Linked DNA regions of Homo sapiens: region 2 is linked to region 1. The links are chromatin contacts, found by Hi-C or POLR2A ChIA-PET in ENCODE. All regions are on one chromosome and are shown on one strand. Each heading gives the region's core, a stretch centred on a gene start or an enhancer-like site at or near the end of the contact. The rest is flanking DNA. Distances are from core to core; before and after follow the strand shown. Region 1 overlaps PPP1R12B (protein phosphatase 1 regulatory subunit 12B). Region 2 has its middle 8.2 kb from the start of TMEM183A.

Evidence for each region. A loop is a pair of places that touch in the nucleus more often than their neighbours do. ChIA-PET counts read pairs that join two places held with the same protein, here RNA polymerase II (POLR2A).
Region 2: a map with no recorded cell type shows a loop between it and region 1 (2.0-fold over the local background). The contact joins two enhancer-like sites. A Hi-C loop is called at or near these places in 1 of 168 maps with a recorded cell type or tissue (endothelial cell of umbilical vein) and 1 of 37 single-sample maps with no recorded cell type. POLR2A ChIA-PET finds 5 or more read pairs at or near these places in 4 of 52 experiments (B cell, PC-9, Panc1 and 1 more).

What each region holds. Positions count from the first base shown.
Region 1 is chr1:202,481,883-202,485,997 of GRCh38, forward strand. The region is part of intron 13 of PPP1R12B (protein phosphatase 1 regulatory subunit 12B); the gene reads left to right. Among named protein-coding and RNA genes, the nearest start is that of PPP1R12B, 140 kb to the left of the region's middle. Within about 2 kb of position 1,654, at least 7 of the 41 ENCODE cell types and tissues checked have a DNase peak (open chromatin) inside an H3K27ac peak, as active enhancers do.
Region 2 is chr1:202,997,073-203,001,313 of GRCh38, forward strand. It overlaps the pseudogene MGAT4FP and the pseudogene RPS20P8. Among named protein-coding and RNA genes, the nearest start is that of TMEM183A, 8.2 kb to the right of the region's middle. Within about 2 kb of position 2,344, at least 3 of the 41 ENCODE cell types and tissues checked have a DNase peak (open chromatin) inside an H3K27ac peak, as active enhancers do.

The DNA.
Region 1 (4,115 bases), core at 404-2,903:
CCTCTTCCCTCCCCAGTCTCTGGTAACCACTGTTCTACTCTCTGATTTTATGATATCAACTCCCCCCACCTTTTTTTAGATTGCACATATTAGTGAGATCATGCAGTATTTTTTTTTTCTGTGTCTGGCTTATTTCACTTAACCTGATATCCTCCAGGTTCATCTGTGTTGTTGCAAATGACAAGATTTTATTCTTTTTTTTTAATGGATGGATACTGTTCCATTCTGGATATACACATTTTCTTTACCCATTCTTCCATTTTTGAGGACTCAGTTTCATATTTTTGTTAACGTAAATAGTGCTGCCATAAACACGGTAAGGCAGATAACTCTTCAATATACTAATTTCCTTTCCTTTGGATGTGTACACAGTAGTGGGATTGCTGAATCATATGGTAGTTCTATTTTTACGTTTTAAAGGAACCTCCATACTGTTTTCCACAATGGCTGTACTAGCTTACAGTCCCACCAACTTGTGTAAGTGTTCCCCTTTTCTTCACATCCCTGCCAAAACTGGTTTTCTTTTGTCTTTTTGATAATGGTCATTCTAAGTGGTGTGAAATGGTACCTATTGTGGTTTTGATTTTCATTTCCCTGATGGTTTGTGATGTTGACCATTTTTTCATATACTCATTAGCCATTTGTATGACTTCTTTTGAGAAGTAAATGTCTGTTAAGGTCTTTTGCCCATTTTTAAAATCAGGTTTTTGTTTTTTTGTTTTGTTTGCTGCTAAGTTCCTTATATATTCTGGATATTAACTCCTTGTCAGATGTATAGTTTGCAAATTTTCTTTCCCATCCTTTAGGTTGTCTGTTTACTCTGTTTAATAGTTTCCTTTGCTATGCAAAAGCTTTTTAGTTTGTTGCAATCTCATTTGTCCATTTTTGCTTTTGTTTCCTATGCTTTTGAAGTCTTATTTAAAATATCCTAGCTTAGCCCCATGTCATGAAGCATTTCTCCTATGTTATCTTCTAGGTAGTTCCATAGTTTTGGGTTTCCATGTTAAGTCTCTAATCTACTTTGAATTGATTCTTGTATGTGGTGAGAGGTAGGGATTTACTCTCATTCTTCTGCATGTGGATGTCCCACTTTCCCAGCAGCATTTATTGAAGAAACAGTTTCTCCCCTAATGTGTGTTCTTGGCACCTTTGTCAAAAATCAGTTGGCTTTAGGTGTGTCAATTTATTTCTGGGCTTTCTATTCTGTTCCATTGGTCTACGTGTCTGTTTTTATGCCAGTACCATTCTGTTTTTGTTATTATACATTTGTAGTATATTTTTAAGTTATGTAGTGTGATGCTTCCAGCTTTCCACTCAGAATTGCTTTGGCTATTCATTTTTTTTTTCTGGTTTCCTATGAATTTTAGGATTTTGTTTTATTTCTATGAAGAACACCTTTTTTTTTTTTTTTTTTTGACATGGAGTCTTGCTCTGTCGCCCAGGCCAGAATGCAGTAGGCGCAATCTTGGCTAAGATATTAACAAGAAATTACAAAAGATAGAGAACTGGAAAGATAAACCTATGGAAGAGCTTCTAAGAGAAGCCCAAAAAGTATATGTAAAAAGAGAGAAAGACTGACAGAGGGAACAGAGGAAGTCTGTGCCCAAAATCCCAGTGAGTAGTTTGGTGGGAACGACGGTTACAGAACAGGTGACTCAGGATGACTCAGGTCAGAGCAGGTGATAGAGGCTAGGAGGGGGTTGTTTACTGAAGCTAGAGGCAAGAGGGTGAAGAGAACCAGGAAGTTAAGCTTTAAAATGGAGAATAGAGAATAAGAGAGCTGAATATACTGGCATACTGATTCTTTGAAGAGAAACTTGGAGTTCACTACATTTAACACCTACTGTTATAGTATTGCAGTCTATCTCTCCCTTTACCTCTAATAATATTTGCTTTATATATCTGGGCGCTCTGGTCTTGGATGGATGGATGTATTTATAGTTTTTATATCCTCTTGCTTAATTGTACCCTTTATCAATGTCTGATGACCTTCTTTGTCTTCTTTTACAGTTTTTGACTTAAAGTCTGTTTTATCTGACATGGTTACTCCTGCTCACTTGGTTTCCATTTGCATGGAATATCTTTTTCCCTCCCTTTACTTTTATTCTATGTTTGTCTTTAATGGTTAGGTGAGTCTGTTTTAGGCAGTATATAGTTGGGTCTTGTTTTTAATCCGTTCAGCCACTCTATATCTTTTAATTGGATAATTTAATCCATTTATATTTAAGGCTATTATTGATAAAGAAGGTCTTACTCCTGCTATTTTGTAAATTTTTTTTTCTGGTGGTTTTATAGATCCTTCGTTCCTTTCTTCCTCTTTTATTTACTTCTGTGGTTTGGTGGTTTTCTGTAGTGCTGAGCTTTGTTTCCTTCCTCTTTCTTGTTTGTGCCTCTGCAGTAATTTCTTTCTTTCTTTGTGGCTACCATGGGGCTAACATTAAAAGTCTTATAATAGAATGTTTTAAGCTGATAGCAACTTAACTTTGGTTGCATTAAAATACTCTAGACTTCTCTCTTTTGTTTCTGTAATTTACTTTTTTACCTGTGATTGTATTCCTTAGCTACTAATTGTAAGTGTCACGGGTTTTGACCATTTTGACTTTAAACCTTCGTACTAGAGGACTGAGAGACTTACATAGCACCATTAAATCACTGGGCTAGTCTGAATTTGATTTATGAATTTACCTCTATTGGTGAGTTTTATACTTTTACATCTTTTCATGAAAATAATTATAATCTTTTATTTCCAGTTATACCATTCTCTTAAGTATTTCTTGTAAGGCTAGTCTAGTGGTGATGGGTTTTTCTCAGCTTTTGCTTGTCTGGGAAGGTCTTTATTTTTCCTTCATTGGTGGTTGATAGCTCTGCTGGATATAGTATTCTTGGCTGACAGGTTCATTTTTTTCCCCCAAACACTCTGAATATATCATCTCATTCTCTCCTGGCCTACAGGATTTCTCCTGAGAAATCCAGGGGTACAGGGCTGCTGCTTGACCAACTATCAGGCCAAGCATGGGTACAGCAGGGCCACACAACCCTGCAGTGGTCTGTCTTTGGGGCAGGGCTGCTGCTAGACTGGCTGTCAGGCACAGTGGTGTGTGGCCACAGCAGGGCTGGGTGGTTCTGCAGCGGTCTGAGGGATGGAACCACGGTAGAACTGGTTGTTGGGCTGGATGTGGGTGTGCATAGGTTCAGCTGGCCAGCTAGCTGTGCAGTGCAGGTATGTACCGGTGAGGGGACTGGCCAGCAGTTAGGCAGTTTCCCCCCTGTGCAGCTTTGGCTGTTCCTGGGGTTGGGAGGGTAGTGTGCCACATGGGTTCAAGAGCAGAGGTCTCAGTTGTTGCATCTGGCTAGGCTTCAGGCAGCTAGGATTGTAGTGCTACAGGTGCCTGTGTGAACATGATAGAGTGATGGCAGGGCTACAGGAATGGAGAAAGTCCATTCCTGTACTGGACTACAGGGAAGGGCACATTCTAGTAGTAGGTTCAGTTTCAAGATGGTGCTGAGTAGCAGCAGCTTAGGATGTGAGGGTGGGGGGCAGGGGGTGCTCAAGGTGAGCTCCTACTCTAGGCAAAGTTAACTGTATGAACTCTACTCTCCAAACTGGATTCAGGGCCTGTGAGGACAGAGGGACTCTCCTATAGCAAGAATTTCTGGCATTTGTGGTAGCAATGGGGATCACTGGTGATCTCCAGCTTACGTTTTTCCCTTAAGAAGCCCCCTCTGGCTCCAGGCTGATCCTGGTAGGGAAGACAGTGTGGCAGAAGCAGAATACCTTGCTCCCCTCTCTATGGTGCTGCCCTGGACTTTTGTCTTCCACAGGGATTTTGCTGTTCCCCTAGTGCTCTCCCGAGTACTTCTTTGGTCATTTTAATTGAAATATCGTTGTTTATTCATTGTTTTGGTCCCTTTTTGTGGAGAGGATGGGCTTTAGGTAACTCAATTTGGCCATCCTGCTGACATCACTCCATCTTATCTAGGGCTATTTTAATATTATTATTATTGTTATTATTATTTGAGACAAGGTCTGGCTCTGTCAACCAGGCTGAAGTGCAGTGGTATATTCTCAGCTCACTACAACCTCTGCCACCCAGGCTCAAGCCGTCCTCCCATCT
Region 2 (4,241 bases), core at 1,094-3,593, 520 kb after region 1:
AAGAAAACATAGGCAAAAGCTTCACAGTATTGGATTTGGCAATGAATTTTTGGATATGACACCAAGGGGACTGGCAACAAAAGAAAGAATAGACAATTTAGACTTTATGAAAATTAAAAGCTTTTGTGCATCAAAAACACTATCAACAGAGTAAAACGGCAACCCACAAAGTTGGAAAAAATATTTGAAAATCCTACATCTTTTTTTTTTTTTTTTGAGACAGGATCTTTCTGTGCCACCCAGGCTGAAGTGCAGTGGCACAATCACAGCTCACTGCAGCCTCAACCTACCGGGCTCAAGTAATCCTCACCTCAGCCTCCAGAGTAGCTGGGACCACAGGTCTGCACCACCACATCTGGTTAATTTTTAAATTTTTTGTAAAGACAGGGTCTTGCTATGTTGTCCAGGCTGATCTCAAACTCCTGGGCTCAAGTAATCCTCTTGCCTCAGTCTCCCAAAGTGCTGGGATTACTGGCATGAGCCCCCACATCCAGCCCAAATCATGTATCTTATAAGGGATTAGTATCCAGTTTATATAGAGAACTCCAAACACTCAACAGCAGCAACAACAACAAAAAAACCTGATTCAAAAATGGGCAAAAGGAGTTGAATAGACATTTCTCCAAAGAAGATATATAAATGGCCAATAAGCACATGAAAAGATGCTCAATATCACTGATCATCAGGGGAGTGCAAATCAAAACCACAATGAGATTCCATCCCACACATATTAGGATGACTACTATTAAAAAGAAACAGGAAATAACAAGTGCTGGCTAGGATGAACAAAAGTTGAAATCCTTGTGCACTGTTTGTGGAAATGTAAAATGGTGCAGCTGCTGTGGAAAACTGTATGGTGGTTCCTCAAAAAATTAGAAATAGAATTGCCACATGATCCAGTAATTCCACTGCTGGATATATACCAAAAGAATTGAAAGCAGGGTCTTGAAATAATATTTGTGGACCCATATTTATAGCAGCATTATTCACATTAGCAACTCAAATGTCCCTCAACAGATGAACGGAAAAACACAATGTGGTGCATACATAAAATGGAACACTATTTAGCAAGAAAAAGAGATGAAGTTCTGATTCATACTACAGCGTGAATGAAACTTGAAAATTCCCAGAGCTCTCAGCTAATTATAGTAACTGCAAGTAGAGTGTTTATAGCTAGCATGGAACTCCATTTTTTTTTAATCCTACAGAGCTCCTATGTTACCCAGGAGAAAGGAATGGAGCAGGTATTCCCTGATAGAGGAAACAGTATAAAGATACTAAGGATTAGACTTGGGTCTGGCCCCCAAAATTGACTGGATCATGAAGTGTGGGATTATGAAGCTGAGGAAGATTGTGTTCACCCCCCAACTCATTCTGGTCTGCCCTTGGGACGTGGTACTTGATCAAACCTCTTCAGTTAATAGCAATTCCTTCTTACCTGGCCCCATTGCATACTAAGTCCTGGCCATGCCCCTTATAAGTTAGCAATCTGATTCCCAAACTTTGTTTTGTTTTGTTTTGTTTTTGTTTTTTTGAGACGAGTCTCGCTCTGTCGCCCAGGCTGGAGTGCAGTGGCGCGATCTCGGCTCACTGCAACCTCCTCCTCCCGGGTTCAAGCGATTCTCCTGCCTCAGCCTCCTGAGTAGCTGGGATTACAGGCACCCGCCACCATGCCCAGCTAATTTTTGTATTTTTAGTAGAGACGGGGTTTCACCGTGTTGGTCAGGCTGGTCTCAAACCCCTGACCTCGTGATCCACCCGCCTCGGGCTCCCAAAGTGCTGGGATTACAGGCATGAGCCACCATACCCGGCCCAAAACTTTGTAAGGCTAATAATTTGCAAAAGCAAAAACAGCATTTATCTGGACTGATGCCCATCTTAAACAGAGTGGAATAGGGAACACAGGTTATAGAAGGAGAAAAAAGAGCATTGTCACCGTGAGAGTAGCCAGAGAGATAATGAAGAGAGCTAAAAAAATGGAGTATCATCGTAAAGATGATTTCAAGAAGGATGAGATCTCATAGAAATATAAGAAAGAGAATGTAGAAAATGCAATGAAGAGGTCACTGGCTACCTTAAGAGTAGTTTCAATGGACAGGTGAATTTTGAAGCCCGAGTCTGGTGACACAAGAATTGTCTAGGTGCTGAAGAAACAAAGACAATGGGCAAAAGGTGTTCTTATTAGTCATGGTAGATAGAGGAGGGAACAGTGTTTGTCATGGAGGTTTTCAGGACAGAGTAGACTTGTGCATGTTTGTAAATTAGAGAAAGGAGCCTATAGGTGGGAAAAATATGTTCATTTCTGTAATTCCTGATGTGCAAATTTTTGTAGACTCAATTATCACGTACTGAGGCTATACTGCCCTCTTGTGGTGCAGAGTGCCCAGAAACTTTATTCTAAATTAGAAGTCTGCAAACTTGCTGTAAAGGGCCAGACGGCAAATATTTTAGACTTTGAGGATCATTCGGTCTTTGTCATTATTACGCCTTGTAGAGTGAAAGGAGCCACAGATAGCTCTTTGAGGAAGACCTGGTCCCAGCTGTACCGGAACTCTGGTCCACCCGCTCCTGCAACTGACTCGCCGCTGTTCACTCTCCAGAGGAAATCATGCCACAGACGCAGCTTTTAACAACATGAGAAAGACATCCCTGGAACCACAAGTTAATTCACTGAATTAGAATTACCCTAACCGGCCAGGCGCGGTGGCTCACGTTTGTAGTCCCAGCATTTCGGAAGGCCAAGGCAGGTGGTGGATCACTTGAGCCCATGTTCAAGACTAGCCTGGACAATATAGAGAGACTCTTTCTCTACAAAAAATACAAAATTTATTCGGGCGTGGTGGTGCGCACCTGTGGTCCCAGCTACTTGGGGGGCTGAGGTGGGAGGATCTCTTGAGCCCAGGAGGTCGAGGCTGCAGTGAGCTGATATCGCGCCACTGAACTCCAGCCTGGGCGACAGAGCGAGACCCTGTCTCTGAAAATAAAATTACCCTAACTAGCTGCAACCTGACATCCCTGGAGAAGATGTGTGCTGACTTGATCAAAAGTGCAAAGGAAAATAATCTCAAAGTGAAAGGACCATTTTAGATCCCTACCAAGATTCTAAGAATCACTAAGAGAAAAACTCCTGTGGTGAAGTTTGTTTAAGACTTGTAAGAATCCAAGATAAATCCCCATAAGAATCCACAAGCGACTCACTGACTGACACAGAACTTCTGAATTGCTAAATTGATTACTTTCATCAGTATTGAGCCAGCTGTTGAAGTCACCTCTGCACAGGATTAATCAATTTTCTTTAAGTGATTATCAGTTGGTTAAAAAAGAAAAAAAGTAGCCACAGATAATACATAAATAGGTAGGAGTATTTCAATAAAACTTTATTTACAAAAAATATGTAGGGGTCAGATTTGGCCTGCAGCCTCTGGTTTGCTGGCCCTTGATCTAAACCTGTGTTCTCAATATTTGGACGGAACATTAAAGTCATCTGGGGATTATTTTTGTTTGTTTTTAAGAGAATAACTCCTGGTCTTGAAGGATCCTCCCTCCTCAGCCTCCAGAGTAGCTGGAACTACAGGTGTGGCCCACCAGCCTGGCCCTCTAGGGATTGTTTTAAAATAATGCGAGTGCCCAGGCTACACCTCAGACTGATTGAATATGAAACTTTGGGTGTAGGGCCAGGTCACTAGTACTTTATAAAATGCCACCACCAGGGAGGGAGTCCATTGTGCAGTCATGGCTGAGAGCTACTGATTCAAATGAATATGCTTCTAGTTTTAAGTGCAGCCCACCTTTATTGAGTGCTTATTATGTGCCAGGTGCTGAGCTAAGAGCTTTCCATATATTGTATTATCTCATTTAATCCTTAAAGCAACTCTATGAATTGGGAATCATTATGAAGCTCATCTTATAGATAAGGAAACTGAATTTTTGTGAGATTAAGTAATCTGCTCCAGGTTATGTAGCTATTAAGAGAAGAACAGTGATTGAAACTGAGAACATCTGCCTCTAGAGCCTGAGCTTCCCAACGCTAGGCTACTCTATTTGTTACTATTATTTTTAACTGAAAACCACTGAGAACTATGTGAATTGAACTATTTGTATCATATACTATATTTTATTTTTAAAATTTATTTTATAAAATAGAGATGAGGTCTCACTATGTTGACCAGGCTGGTCTCAAACTCCTGGCCTCAAGCAATCCTCCTGCCTCGGCCTCCCAAAGTATTGGGATTACAGGTGTA